Regions from separate parts of the Homo sapiens genome. Here region 1 is linked to region 2. A link is a loop called in an ENCODE intact Hi-C map of the cell type or tissue named here. Cell type or tissue: ovary. All regions are shown on one strand. Each heading gives the region's core, and the rest is flanking DNA. Links, peaks and the distances in the headings are about the cores only.

Region 1 (7,592 bases), core at 1,353-5,352, 92 kb after region 2:
ACCTCCAAAATATAGACCAAGAACAAAGGCAGGTGTGGGGAGTTTGAATTAGATTCTAAAGAAGAAGGAAATAAGACAGCTTAAGACTGCAGGCTGTGGCTAGAGAGAGGTAATTGGGAATGCCTTTATGGAACCAGTGATGATGGGGTTTGAGCTGGCCCTTAAGGGATTGGCAAGATTAGATTAGACCAGGAAGTTATTTCAGGAAACTGGAGAAGCAAATTTTGGTCTATGCCTATAAGGGAACAGCAAGCTGATATTGTGGTTGCCAACAATTTAACAAGAGACATTGCTCTGAGGCCAACTGTTCCATGAGCACTCTTTTTTTAAAAAAAGAAAAACAGTCTCGCTCTGTTGCGTAGTTTGGAAGGAAGTGATCTGATGATCACGGCTCACTGACAATTGGCTAAGTTATTTTTATATTTCGTAAAGACAAGGCGTCCCTATGTTGCCCAGGCTGGTCTTGAACTTCAGGGCTCAAGGAATCCTCCTGCCTTGGCCTCCCAAAGCGTTAATATTACAGGTGAGGACCACCATGCCTGGCCTCATGAGTACTCTTGGTCTTTAATTCCCCAGTGGTTCAAGAATTAAGTAATGGATCTGACGTCCATATTAAGGGATTGTCTGCATCTAAGCAGAGGATCCAGGCTTATGATACAGGGCAGGGTTTCTACAGATGGACGCCATGACAGAGGTGTTCTTCTTACAGAAACAACACTCCAGTGTTTTATGGCTACATCGTATGAACTCTGGGACATTATTGTCAGTTTGTGGAGCAGGAAATCTATCTGGGAAGTTTATCACTTTTCCTTCTTGAAGTGTTAAAATGTACATATTGCCCAAGGTATGGAGCTCTCATTAAGGTTCTCTCTGAAGGAGCTTGGACATCAATAATAGGCCAATCTGGTCTGGGCATGGTGGCGGTGGCTAATGCCGTAATCACAGCTCTTTGGGAGGCCAAGGCAGATGGATCACTTGAGCTCAGGAGTTTGAGAACAGCCTGGCAACATGGTAAAACCTCATCTCTCCAAAAAAAAAAAAAAAAAAAAAAATTAGCAGGCCTGGTGGCACGCACCTATAGTCCCCCAGCTACTTGGGGGGCTGAGGTGGGAGGATCACCTGAGCCCAGAAGGTAGAGCCTGCAGTTCGTCATGATTATGCTACTGGACTCCAGCCTGGACAACAGAGTGAGACCCTGTCTCAAAAAAATAAAAGAGAGAGGCCAATCTGGAAACCCCTGACTCCTAGGAAAGTCAGAATTATACCAAGTGCCTTTTTTCCTTCACATAGAAGACCATGTCCCACCTTATTCTAAATTAAACAATGAGTGAGGCTTTGCTGTTGTCTTGTTGAGCTTTGGAATATGGTTCTACACTCCAGTATACTCACCTACCCTCCCACCCCAGCAAAAGTTTTAAAGTCCTATTAACTAAAACTAATCCTGAATTCAGAGATAACATCTGGGATAGTAAAAGGTGAACATGTGACAGTGTAATGCTAATTTTCTAAAGAACAGACAGAGTACAGGACATTACTTTGGGCAAGTAATGCTTTGTCAGGACATAGTGTCTCCCTTACGAAGGGAGCAATGAAGCAGCTAGAACAATGACTGGGCAGGAGCTCTGCATGAGGAGAGTGCAGGAACTCAAGAAACATTCTTGGGTTGCTAATGATCCTGATTCTCACGAGCCAGTTGATTGCAGTTCACTGGGAAGGATTTGTATTTGTATGATACTGAGAAATATATATTTGGTCTTTGACCGTGTGTGCTGGCACACAACTCCTAAAATCCTTGGAATATTCAAAGTGATAAGTGTCTTTCATACACTGAGTTGACTCAAGGCTGGCAGTTCCTAGGTAGTTGCAGGATGGGGGCCTGGTCACCAGAAGGAACAAGGCAGGGTTAGAGGGGATGGGACTTTCAGCTCCATCCCCCAGCTTTCAGGGAAGTGCACAAGAACTCATCCATGTGCCAAGAGAATGTCCCCAACTTCACAGGGACAAAACTGCCGCACTCAAGGACTCTTCTAGAACTCATCCTGTGTATCTCTTCATGTGGCTGTTTATTTGTGTCCTTTAAGATATCCTTTGCATTAAATTGGTCAATATAAGTATTTCCCTAGTTCTGTGGGCTGCTCTAACAAATTAATCCAACCCAAATCGGGGGTTGTGAAAACCCCAAGTTAAAGCTGGTTGGTCAGATGTTCCAGGGGCCTAGATTCATGACTGGTGGGAAGGAGAGGGGGCAGACTTGTGAGATGGAACCCTCATCCTGTGGTTTCTGATGCTATACAGCTGGGATCCACTGCAAAACTGATTGCTTGCATGGTGTGTGGGGAGAAACTCCCACACATTTGCTCACAGAAGTCTTCTGTGTTCGTTGTTGTTGTGGTGTGAGAACAGCAGACAGATGGTTTGAGTTTTTTCCGACACAATTAGGGTTCAACAAAATATAGCAAGGCAATATCCTTTGTGCTCCTATTCCTTTTAGAAATCTTTTAAAGCAGTATGCAGGAAAAAGAAAAGTCCAAGAGTGACTAAAAGAATCTGCAAAGTAAATGAAGGCCAGGGAGGTGCCCACAACAAGCAGGTAGTCTAATGGGGATTTAGATTCTCATTAACACTAGTTTTGGGCCAGGTGCAGGGGCTGACTCCTGTAATCCCAGCACTTTGGGAGGCCAAGGCGGGCAGATCACTTGAAGTCAGGAGTTTGAGACCAGCACAGCTAACATGGTGAAATCTCATCTCTGCTAAGAATACAGAAAGTAGCTGGGCGTGGTGGTGGGAGCCTGTAATCTCAGCTACTCCGGAGGCTGAGGCAGGAGTATTGCTTGAACTTGGGAGACGGAGGTTACAGCGTGCTGAAATCATACCACTGCACTTCAGCCTGGGCAACAGAGTGAGACTCCATCTCGAAAACAAAAAACAAAACAAAACAAAACACCACTAGTCTTGGTCTTTGGTACTAATAAAAATAAAATAATAAGATAAATAAATTATTGCCAGGTGTGGTGGCTCACACCTGTAATCCCAGCACTTTGGGAGGCCGAGGAAGGTGGATCACAAGGTCAAGAGTTCAAGATCAGCCTGGCCAAGATGGTGAAACCCCATCTCTACTAAAAATACAAAAATTAGCTGGGCATGGTGGTGGGAGCTTGTAATCCCAGCTACTCAGGAGGCTGAGGCAGAAAATTGCTTGAACCCGGGAGGTGACGGTTGCAGTGAGCTGAGATGGTGCCACTGCACTGGTCTAGCCTAGGCAACAGAGCGAGACTCCGTCTCGAAAAAAAAGAAGAGAGATAAATGAATTATCAGTAATACATCAGTGTGTGGACATACTACTTCCCTGTTTGACATCTTGAGAAGCCATAGGCCCCAGCTGGGAGAACACATGTTTGGCTCAGAGCTGTGTCTGAACCTTGTCTCCACACCTAAGGAATGGGAGGAGGCAGGCTTTTCAGCTCCTCCACTTTCCCACTCCCCAGTGCAGAGCTCAGTGAGTGACCCAGGACTGGTGCAGAGCCCGTTGTCTCATTGTCACTGGAAATGCAGCAACGCAAAGACTGCTTTATTTCATTTTGTTTGGGGACTAAAAGACAAGAAGATTAAAGCACATGGCACTCGTTTTAAAAACAGGAATAGAACAGATGGGGTACGGAGCATCTACACAATTATTTTATTACTCTTGGGTTGTTACCAATGTTTGCTCCTTCTCAGCACAAAAACACTAGAGACTTTAATGACAGGTGTGTACATGAGTGTGTGTGTGTGTGTGTGCATGCTGACTGATGTGACATTCTCTCATTAGGGTCTTAGAGTCAACCTAGCCAGTCCTAGGCACAGTTATGAAGCAATATCATGGAGCACCTGAATACAAGTTTTGGAAGAGCCCTTTGGAATCATAGTTGCCAACTTCCTCATTTTGTAGTTGAGAATTAAAGTCCAGAGAGATGAGCTTTTTTGGAGAATCATGTAGCTTGTTGATTAAGGTGAGTCATGAGCCCAGGAATCCAGCAAGATACAGTGGAAAGAACACTGGCCTAAGACCCGGTGTCTGGGTCCTTCTACCAGGTCTGCCATCCACTGGCTCACTGCATGATCTTAGATAAGTCATTTAGCCTCTCTGAGTCTCAGTTTCTTCACTTATAAAAAAGACTATAGGCTGGGCATAGTGGCTTTCGCCTGTAATCCTGTACTTTGGGAGGCGGAGGTGGGAGGATCATGAGGTCAGGAGTTCAAGACCAGCCTGGCCAACATAGTGAAACCCCATCTCCACTAAAAATACAAAAATTAGCTGGGCATGGTGACGCATGCCTGTAATCCTAGCTACTTGGGAGACTGAGGCAGGAGTATGGCTTGAACCTGGGAGGCGGAGGTTGCAGTGAGCCAAGATCGTGCCACTGCACTCCAGCGTGGGTGACAGAGCGAGACTCTGTCTCAGAAAAAAAAAAAACAACACATTATAACAACTTAATACGGACCCAGCCCCAGCTTCTCTCAAAGCGTGTGTCATTCCATTTTGCATTGCTATAAAGGAATACCCAACACTGGGAAATTTATAAGAAAAGAAGTTTATCTGGCTCATAGTTTTGCAGGCTACAGACACATGGCACCAGCATCTGCTTCTGGTGAGCCTCCAGGAATCTTTTACTCATGGCAGAAGGCAAAGAGGGAGCAGGTGTGTCACATGGCAAGAGAGGGAACAAAAGAGAGAGAAGAAAGGAGGTGCTGGTCTCCTTCTAACAACCAGCTGTCTCGTGAACTAATAGAACAACCATTCACTCATTATTACTAGGATGGCACTAGGCCATTCATGAAGGTTCTGCCACCCATGACCCAAACACCTCCCACTAGGCCCCACCTCCAACATTAGGGATCACATTCCAACATGAGATTTGAAAGGGACAAACATCCAAACCATATCAGTTTGTGAGAGCAAATGGGTCTGAAAAAAATAAATGATTGCGTGGATGTGGGTATGTGTGGTGTCTATACCAAAATGTAATCTGTGCACTGTTGTGGGAAGAGCTTGGGGAGAGGAGTACCAATTTGTTACAATTATTTTGGTTGGTCCATTGCAAATAATAAATCAGCTCAAACTTGCTTAGGAGGTAGAGAGGGAGGAAGGAGAAGAGAGAGAAAGAGGCAGAGGGGGAAGAACATGGTGGGGTGGATAGAGAGACTGATTTTGACTTATTGATCCTGTAACAGAGAAGTCCAGAGATAAATAGATACAGCTGGATCTAGGAACTCCAGTGATGCCATCTGAGCTCACCCTCTCTCCCCCTTATCTCAATTATCCTCTTTGATGGCTCCATTATTAGGCTCTTCGTGGTGGCTCCTGGTAGATTCAGGCTCACATCACCCTTACAACTTCTAGTCTTATTGGAAAGAATTTCTTGCTTTCTTTCACCCGATTAAAATAAGGGCCTGGCCGGGCACGATGGCTCACGCCTGTAATCCCAGCACTTTGGGAGGCCAAGGCAGGCCTATCAGGAGTTCAAGACAAGCCTGGCCAATATAGTGAAACCCTGTCTCTACTAAAAATACAAAAATTAGCCAGGCGTGGTGGTACACACCTGTAGTCCCAGCTACTTGGGAGGCTGAGGCAAGAGAATTACTTGAACCTGGGAGGCAGAGATTGCAGTGAGCCGAGATTGTGCCACTGTGCTTCAGCCTGGGCGACACAGTGAAACTCCACCTCAAAAAATAAATTAATTAATTCAATAAAATAAAATAAAATAAGGGCCTAACTCTGGTCACGTGCTCATCTTTGAACCAATAACTGGCCAAGGGAAGAGTGTATGGTGACTGGCTTGTGCCTGGAACCTGGGATGGAGACATCTTCACCCAAATAACAAAGATTGAAGTAAGTAGAGGGGGCGGTTTCCAAAAGATAAATGTGGGCACTATACCAGAATAAGGAGGAATGGATCCTAAACAGGAAAAAGATAACAGAAATTGCTGAGAGTCAGGCAAGCCTAGGTTCCCATTTTAGCTTTAGACAAAAATATTCACTTCTTTGAGGCTCAATGTCCTCTTCTGTAATATAACAGGAATAATCTTTTTCTCCAAGGGGTGCAATGAGCATTACAGAAAGTACTATAAGCCTTGTCAGGAAAGCTGAGCAACTGCTGGGAAAGGAATTAATCTGTGAAAGGAGCACGGGGCTCAACAAGACTGTACTAGAAATGTAACAAGATGGAGAAAATCAAATTCCCCTAGTCCACTCAGGAAAAGTGCTACACATGACTGAAAGGAATATATTCATAAACAATTTGGGGTAAGGGTAGAGAACAAGAACTCAAATCCCTAATATGCCTTTGGAGAAGATACAACAATTACTTACAGGGCTTTACTTTTGTTGTAGGTATTTGCAAGTTTGTAACAAGAGTTGAATTGTGCTGGAATGTAGAGGGGACACTGAGCCTTGTTAACGACCTTCATCCTCCATCCATCTCCCCAAGGAAGCCCAGCCTCTTTTCTCACTATGTTGTCATCACATATTTAAAGAATGTGGGTTGAAGGGACGCCAGTGTTTAAAAGCAATTTAGTACATGGTCCTTAGTGGATACTTTATTTTCCCTTTATAAAAAATTTTTCTTAGGTGTGTGAGGGATGGCTGGGAACTCAAAATCATATCATGTAAGCATTATGTTGAAAGAATTGCAGATGTTTAAAAAACAGGGAACCACAGGTATACAGAGGGACTATTGTGACTATTTCACATATTTAAAGGCTGACATGCAGAAAAGGCTTTAGGTGTTTTGAGCAGCTCCAGAGAGTTGAACTAGCAGCCACTGAGGAATGTAGGGACAGGGAGATTTTAGGATACATGGGAAAGCACTTCAACACTTGAAGTTGCCAGCAATGAAATCATTTGCCCTGATATGTACTAAGTTTCTTCTCAGTTCAGGTGTGGGGTGGGTATGGGAACAACCAGTTGTCACAAATGCTATGGAGAGGATTCAGGTCTCCTGTGGACATTTTTCCCTGGAAAGGGGTGTAGAAAATGCAGTGTGTGCCTCGCCCACAGACTTTCCCTCAGACTTTCCATGTCAGTGTGCTCTGGCCGACTTCCACCTTCCAGCGTCTGCATCATGGAGCCTGAGGGAGTTTCTGAAACTGTGGAAGGCCACCCTGTCCTTCTATGTGTGGCAGGTTGAAAGGGCTGGGAAATTATGACTCCCCCAGGAGCAGCCCTCAACAAATGACTCTCAGGATTTGGCATATAAATTATTTGAGCCACCTCACCCTGGGGTGGGATAATTCTGAGGACATGTTTTGTACCATTTCCCAGAGCTTCCCTGAGATTAGACTCTAGCTGCCCACAGAGAAAACTTGCTTAATAACACACCCTTTTATTGGCTGCCTCCCTTTCTCTTCCCCATCTCACTTCCTCTCTCCCTTATGGTGTCCCTGGGATCAATTCCCAACTAAACAACTTACACAGGAATCCTTGTTCCAGAGTATGCTTCTAGGGAGACCCAAAGTATGAGAAGTATCTTCTTCTTCTTTTTTTTTTTTTTTTTTTTTGAGATGGAATCTAGCTCTGTCGCCAGGCTGGAGTGCAGTGGTGCGATCTCGGCTCA
Region 2 (7,592 bases), core at 1,220-5,219:
AAAGTGCTGGGATTACAGGCATGAGCCACTGTGCCCGGCCGAAAGTGGGTGAATTTTTATTCACACTGTGGTGTTCACATGATTTTCAGTTATCTTTGTTTTGACAGGTTTGAATACGATATTCACTTGTTAAATACATCCACTTGTGTTTAGATGTTGGCTATAATTTTCAGTTCCTTATAAGGTTACTAGAGGGAATTTCAAGGTTTGCCAAAAGAGGCATGCAATGACTAAGGGAGCAATGCTAAGACAGTTCTCCTTTCAGCAGGTCTCTGAAGCTCCCATGTGACTCCAGGCAACAGGTTAGCCACCTGCTTCCTTCTATGCCATTCTGCCATTGATAAAGTTCTGACAAGTTAGACATGGGGGCTATACCTGCAAGGTTGTCTTAAGGCTTGAAAAGTGCATTGATGACATCATGCTTTCTGAGGTACTTACTCATGCTCTAACCACATAGCCATGGCATCAGTCTCTGCGGTACCCCTAGAGTCACGCTTTGGAACAAAAACCCATGGTTTTTGTATAACAGAACAGACTCTGTGGGCTAATTTCCTTTGATCCTTCCCTGGGGCAGACACAGTTGCATTGCAAGTTTAGGAATCATTACTTTTTATCTGTTCAAATTGGGAAATAGAGGAAGACCTACCTTCATAGAATGCAATTGTGATAAGAAACAGAAAATCTTGGGTAGACAAGATCTCAGTGGGGTGGGAAGGTGGGAAAGATGCTGAGATGAGTAGGGTGGGAGGGGAGGTGGGAATGAGTAGAAATTTTTCTTCAGATGAGAACTTCATGATTAGCCAGAAAAACAAATCGCGTGTTAATATCTCATTCTCACTGTTTAGAAACTTTAGACACTAGTCAAGTTTTGCACATTCAGATACAAGAGCTGGCTTTGGGACCTGTGATGCCGATTTTAGTAGTAGTCTTTCTCTCCCCTTCTTTCTCCCTTCACTTTTTTCTCTTCCTCTTCCTTCTCCTTCCTCCGTCTTTTCTACTCAATCTTTGTTATAAATATTACTTGATGGAGTTTCAGCTTTCAACGTTGAATAATATAATTAACCTTCTACAAAAGCCACCCATAATATTTGGGAAGTTTTCTGGAGTTCACCCAAATAATAAAATCCAAGAGTCTAAAACACCAACTTCTCACCACTAAGAACACATTCCCCCAATGGTTAAATTAAACTAAATTTGGCCTGAAGATGCCTCAGTACTTGACTCCTTACTGAACAAACTGCAACCAACTTAGTATTTAAACTAACTGAAAGCTTAACTTAGAAATATACTTTTATAACAAATAGCTGAGTCTCAGCCAGTGACAGCAGCCAGGGATCAGTCAATCACAGACATGTTCAAATAACTCAAACACTAAGCTGTCTCTATACCTCCTTTTTGTTTTCTGGGGTTTTTTGTTTGTTTGTTTTTTGAGACAGGGTCTCACTCTGTCACCCTGGCTGGAGTGTAGTGGCACGATATTGGCTAACTGCAAATTTCGCCTCCTAGGCTTAAGCAATCCTCCCACCCAGCCTCCTGAGTAGCTGGGACTACAGGCATGCACCACCACAGCCAGCTAATTTTTGTATTTTTGTAGAGAAAAAGTTTAATCATTTCGTCCTGCTCTCAAACTCCTGGGTTCAAACAATCCACTTGCCTCATCCTCCCAAAGTGCTGGGATTACAGGCATGAGCCACAGTGCCCGGCCTTTATTGGCTGCCTTTCCTTCCCTGTCTTACTTCTCTAATCTGCTGGTATTCCCCACACTTCCTAAATAAACTCTCATATGGGAACTTTTATTTCAGAATTTGCTTTCAGGTAAAGCCAAATAAGACAACTTTGAAACATTTATTTAACCAATATTTATTGAATGCCTGTGGTATACCAGGCTCTGTGATGAACCAAATGACACGGGCCTTGCCTTGTTTTAAACTACATGCGATCTTCCCCTTCCTTTCTCTTCCTGTTCCTGCTGTTGAAATCGTCAGTCTGTTTCTCCTCCATTCTATCCTACACGTGAATTCCAGAATCACCATAATAATACCATTTTCATTGTAACACCATCATGGCTTCTCATGACCAAAACACAAATTTCAGATTTTTTAAAATGGCATTTGAGGGCATGATAATTTACCCCTCATCTTTGTTTCCCAGCAGTCTCAACTGTTGTTTCTCCTCTTTCCCCATGTATATCCTGTGACCTTGCCTTCCCAGAACAATGGGATAAGCATAAGGCTGAGATTAAGCACATGAACTTTGGAGCCAGAAGCCTGGTTCTCCCACCCAATATCAAATACCAGTGTAACTTTAGGCAAGTTATTTTACTTATCTGTGCCTCTGTAAAATGGCACAGCAATACCTCCTCTACAGAGTCACTGTGAGGGTTAGCTGAGATAATACATATAAAGCACACAGAACAGTAGCTGAGCACTCTGCAAGTGCTGTTATTATTGGTGGTTGTTTGATACATCCCATGTGGAACATACCACAAGTGTTTGTGTTGTGCCCTGTCTGGACAATTTTTTTTTCCATTTAACAAACTCCTTCAAGACCCTACTCAAGTATTAACCTTTCTATGCAGTTTTCTCTTATCAGCTCCTTACACTCAACTCTAAGAATTAATTGCACTTGGTTTTTCAAGTCTGTAATATTTTTTATGTATGTCTATTTCTGCACTTATAACATTATATCATGATTAATTGAGTGTGTGTGTGTGCACGCATGTGTGTGTGTGTATCTCCTATCTCCCATGTGAACTGTGAGCTCCCTGTGGGGGGGGGGGGGATGGTATCTTTTTCATCATTAAACCTCCAATGCCCAGTATAATGCCTGGAGTATGATTGGTGCTCCATAAAATTAGTTTAATGTAAGAATGAGCAAGTGGGTAAATGAATGAATGACTGAAATTGCTGCAGAAAATAGGGTGGGACCTACATCGAGAGCCCACCCATCTTCCACCCCTTTCTTGAGACTTCCAGTATAACGGGAGGCATCTTACCTGATCCTCCAACAATCTATTTGTTTCATATACCCTCATTGGTATTCCCCCAACCCCCCCATACTACCTTCTTTCTAATACTTCCCTTCCAGGCCAGAAGAGCATAAGGATGAGACTGCTGAAAGATGCTCAGCATTTGAACAGAGGCAGGTTGCCATGGCAACCATCCACAAAAAGAGTGGCAGCATGTGCTACTATTTCTCAGACCTGGCTCCCAGCCCGGCCCTGGCTGGTGGGAGGCAGCAGAGAGACGCTGTGTAGCATTTCCACATTACAGTTTGTGCTGCACCCCATTGCTTCCTCATTTCATGCTGCGGTTGTGAGTTTTACAGTTTGCTTTTCTGTAGGAATTTTGTTTTCTTTAGGTTTGTGGTGGTAGAGGCAGGGAGGAATGAGCAGACTGAACCCAAGCCATCTTTTAAAATGTTTCTAAATTAGCAGGAGTCTACCCTTGGTCTCCTGTTTTTATCCCATAGAAATGTTTTGGGGATTAGTGACAGGAAGCCCTGCTTAGTGCTTAAGAGCTGCTTTGTGAGGAAAAGATTATTGTTGAGCCAGAAACAAGCCACAGGTGTGTTGCATTCAGACCTTGAGTAGAGGATAGGGCTGGGAGGACTTATTCCTGTAGCTTTGTGCTTTCAGGACTGTTGTTGTTTACTGGGTCTTTCGCCAAAGTCACATGGGAGACAAGTTTGCATTTCCTGTAAAAACAGCTGTGGGAGACTTCATTACAATAAGTAAGAGTCTAGTGATAGATTCTGAGAACTCAGTACCAGGAAAAGCTTCTGTTTCTTCATGAACTGTGGCTTATTTTTTCTACTAATGGACAGTGGACATCATATAATTGCTGGAAGTTCTGAGCTACATATTATGTTCCAAATACTAGTTTCCTTTTTTCTTTTTTTTCCTGGTTTTTTATATTTATTTTATTTTATTTTTTGAGACAGAGTCTCTCTCTGTTGCCCAGGCTGGAGTGCAGTGGCATGATCTCGGCTCACTGCAACCTCCGCCTCCCGGCTTCAAGCGATTCTCCTGCCTCAGCCCCCTAAGTAGCTAGAATTATAGGTGCACGCCACCACGCCTGGCTAATTTTTTTGTATATTTTAGTAGAGACTGGGTGTCACCATGTTGGCCAGGCTGGTCTCGAACTCCTGACTTCAGGTGATCTGCCCACCTTGGCCTCCCAAAGTGCTGGGATGACAGGCGTGAGCCACCGTGCCCGGCCCCAAATACTATTTTCCTTATTCAGCAGGTCTTATTACAATATATTTTATTACAAGCATGTAATAAAATATGTAATAAAAATACAATAAAATGTAATATTTTATTAGGAATATTACAATATACCTTTTTTTAGCCATTTTGGACCTGTGAATTTTTTTTTTTTTTTTTGAGACAGGGTCTTAATCTGTCACCCAGGCTGGAATGCAGTGGCATGATCTCAGCTCACTGCAGCCTTGACCTCCTGGGTTCAAGCAATCCTCTCACTTCAGCCTCCTGAGTAGCTGGGACTGCAGCCACACCACCACACACAGCTAACTTTAAAATTGTATTGGAGACAAAGTGTTGCTTTGTTCCCCAGGCTAGTCTCGAACTCCTGGACTCAAGTGATCCTCCCGTCTCAGCCTTCCAAAGTGCTGGGATTACAGGCATGAGCTACTGTGCCTGGCGGGGCTGTGATTTTATTAGAAATTATCATCTATCCTTTTGGTAAATGAGATTGGAACCAGAATGTACCTGGTATGTTGAAGAATCTTATAATAACATATTTGCCCCATAATTTCCACTGACTCCGCCAGGTTGAGTCCTCATCTAACAATATAGCCTTTCCTTTCATTTGAAAAATGACTCATTTGGTTTTAAAACTCAGTCCTGTTCATTTGTTTATTTTTATTTTACTTTATTTTTTTGAGATGGAGTTTCGCTCCATCACCCAGGCTGGAGTGCAATGGCGCAGTCTCCACTCACTGCAACCTCCGCCTCGTGGGTTCAAGCGATTCTCCAGCCTCAGCCTCCCAAGTAGCTGGGATTACAGTCACCCGCCACCACGCCCAGCTAATTTTTGTAGTTTTAGTACAGATGGGGTGTCACCATATTGGCCAGTCTGGTCTTGAACTCCTGACCTCAGGTGATCTGCCTGCCTTGGCCTCCAAAGTGCTGGGATTACAGGTGAGAGCCACCACGCCAGGCCAGTCTTGTTCATTTAACACTTCAGTCTCGTTTCTTGTTCAAATGATTCCTTCTCCTCAACCATCTTGACTCCTTACCATCTTCCATATACTAGACTTGAGAATCTACTGGCCGGGAGCCAACGGTGAATGGGACATGGCAGAATGGCAATTGCCCAAGGCAGAGTTGTAATCCCCTGACCTAGCTCTTATCTGTAAGTTCCCATAGGCCAAGATGACAAGAGGCCACCCCAAGCAGTTCTCCATGAGTGACCCCTTTGAAAATTCAGCCACTTTGTCTGGCCGCATTCCAGCTTATGGCAGCATCCTCTGCCCATGCCGTTGTGGTCTTAGACATGGCCGTAACACAGAATCATCTTCTGGCCCTGGCCATCTCTTCTTCACTTGGACGTGTGTTCCTCATCCCTTTTCTCGTCTATAAATTTATCCTGACCACAAGGCACCCCTGGAGTCTCTCTGAATCTGCTGTGATTCTGGGGGCCGCCCAATTCACAAATCGTTCATTGCTCAATTAAACTCCAGTAAATTTAATTCGGCTGAAGTTTTTCTTTTAACACAGCACACCAGCAGGCCTGAGTGCCTGGTGGCTATGAAGAGAACACGATGTCAGTGGGCCCCAAACATCAGGGTGATTCTCTGATGCCCTCCCACACTTGGGTTTTGAGTTGTGAAAAGAGGAGGCAAAATAACTTCACAAATGCATCATGTCCCCTCCTCCAAAGGTGCCTCTCCTCAGGCCCCTCTCGTGTGGACTAGGGTGTGTGGGAGGGTGGAGAACATTTTGCTGGCCCTTTGACGAGCCCGGCCCTTCTCATGAAGCCCTGTGGTGAGGCAGCTGGGCCCAGCCTCTGCAGATCCTAGGAGGCAGATTCTGGGCTGCCATTGGTTTTGTTCTTAGAGATGACCCTTGAGTCGCAATTCTGGGAAAATGGAGGGAAAATCACACATCCTCCATAATCTCATTCCTGTGAAATTAGTACATTGTCAAAAATTGTTTCCAGTGTCCATGAAGGGTTTATGGCACCAGAAAAAAACAACAGAATTCTTTTTATTTATATATTTATTGGTAGGACTCTCTTTTGCAGATGTCAGACCTTCTTGTTTTAAGGAAAGGACATATGAAAGCCTTGTCATTTCCAGTCGTTACCTCCAGCAGACAGTGGGTTCACCGGCAGCTCAGAACTTTATGGCATCTATTTTATAGGCTACAGAGAGATGCATTTGGGGGTTGGGGGTTCCCTTTTTTCCTTTTTTTTTTTTGAGGCAGAGTCTTGCTCTGTCGCCCAGGCTGGGTGCAATGGTGCGATCTCGGCTCACTGCAACTTCCGCCTCCCGGGTTCAAGCGATTCTCCTCCCTCAGCCTCTTCAGTAGCTGGGATTACAGGCATGTGCCACCATGCCTGGCTAATTTTTGTATTATTTTTAGTAGAGATGGGGTTTCACCATGTTGGCCAGGCTGGTCTTGAACTCCTGACCTCAAGTGATCTGCCCGCCTCGGCCTCCCAAAGTGCTGGGATTGCTTGCATAAGCCACAATGCACAGCCCCCCTTGTTCTTAAGTTGTGCCCAAGTCCATGGTTGCTAGACAGCTCTGGCTAGATAACATTGGCCAGAAAAAATTTCCATGTTCTTTTCAGTCTAAGAGATGGGAAACATGCTCTGTGGTGAAGTTCAAAAGGAACTTGCTATAATAGATGAATGGTGCCGATTAGGAGCAATTGTGCAAATCCCTATCAAAAAAGGACAAGAGACATAGAAATCTAAGGGAGAACAGTTGTCTTGGTACGGCTTCTCTAAATCTAATTTCGATGTTACAGCTGCTTTGTGGCTACAGTATTATTATCAGAATGTGTTGATAGGAGTTATGCTGGGGAGAAGCCCACCTCCTGTAATAGATGTGATGGAGTCGGCAGGGGTGGAGGAGTCTCACTTAGAGAATAAGATTATCTCTATTGTAGTTACTTGAGGAACACAAACATCCTTTAGAACTTCAACTGAGATCAGTGTCCCCAGGTAAAAATAATAGCTACCATCTATCACATACTAACCATGTGTGAGGCTTCATCTTAAATGGTTGTCAGGTATTAGCTTACATATTCCTTACAACAACATCTGAAATAGATCCTATTAATATCCCTTTTTACAGATGAAAAAGCTGAGGCAAAGAGAGGTTAAGTAACATTTCCAGGGATACACAGTGAGTAAGCAGTAGAGTAGGGATTTGAATGTGAGTAATTTCCCTTCAGAACCCAAATTCCTAACTCCCTACTATATTGTTGCTGCATTGGTATAGGCAGGATTCTTTGGATTTGGGGTGCAGCAACCTAACCTAGGGGATGAAACCCACAAGCTGTTGGAGCAGAAACTGTATAGTTTCTGCTTTTTTTTTTTTTTTTTACTTACATATTT

The links. Peaks named below come from ENCODE experiments on the same cell type or tissue, not always from the same donor. Only the 100,000 strongest peaks of a DNase experiment are listed, where the experiment ranks them.
Region 1: it touches region 2 in a loop (2.5-fold over the local background); 3 of 110 quality-filtered maps call a loop at or near these places.

Annotation. Positions count from the first base shown.
Region 1 is chr3:27,570,408-27,577,999 of GRCh38, reverse strand. No RefSeq gene overlaps it. Among named protein-coding and RNA genes, the nearest start is that of SLC4A7, 90 kb to the right of the region's middle. In ovary, for the core only: no CTCF peak of the experiment used is centred there; no DNase peak of the experiment used is centred there.
Region 2 is chr3:27,662,536-27,670,127 of GRCh38, reverse strand. No RefSeq gene overlaps it. Among named protein-coding and RNA genes, the nearest start is that of LINC02084, 47 kb to the left of the region's middle. RefSeq lists a silencer at 3,224-3,273. In ovary, for the core only: no CTCF peak of the experiment used is centred there; a DNase peak (open chromatin) is centred at 3,207.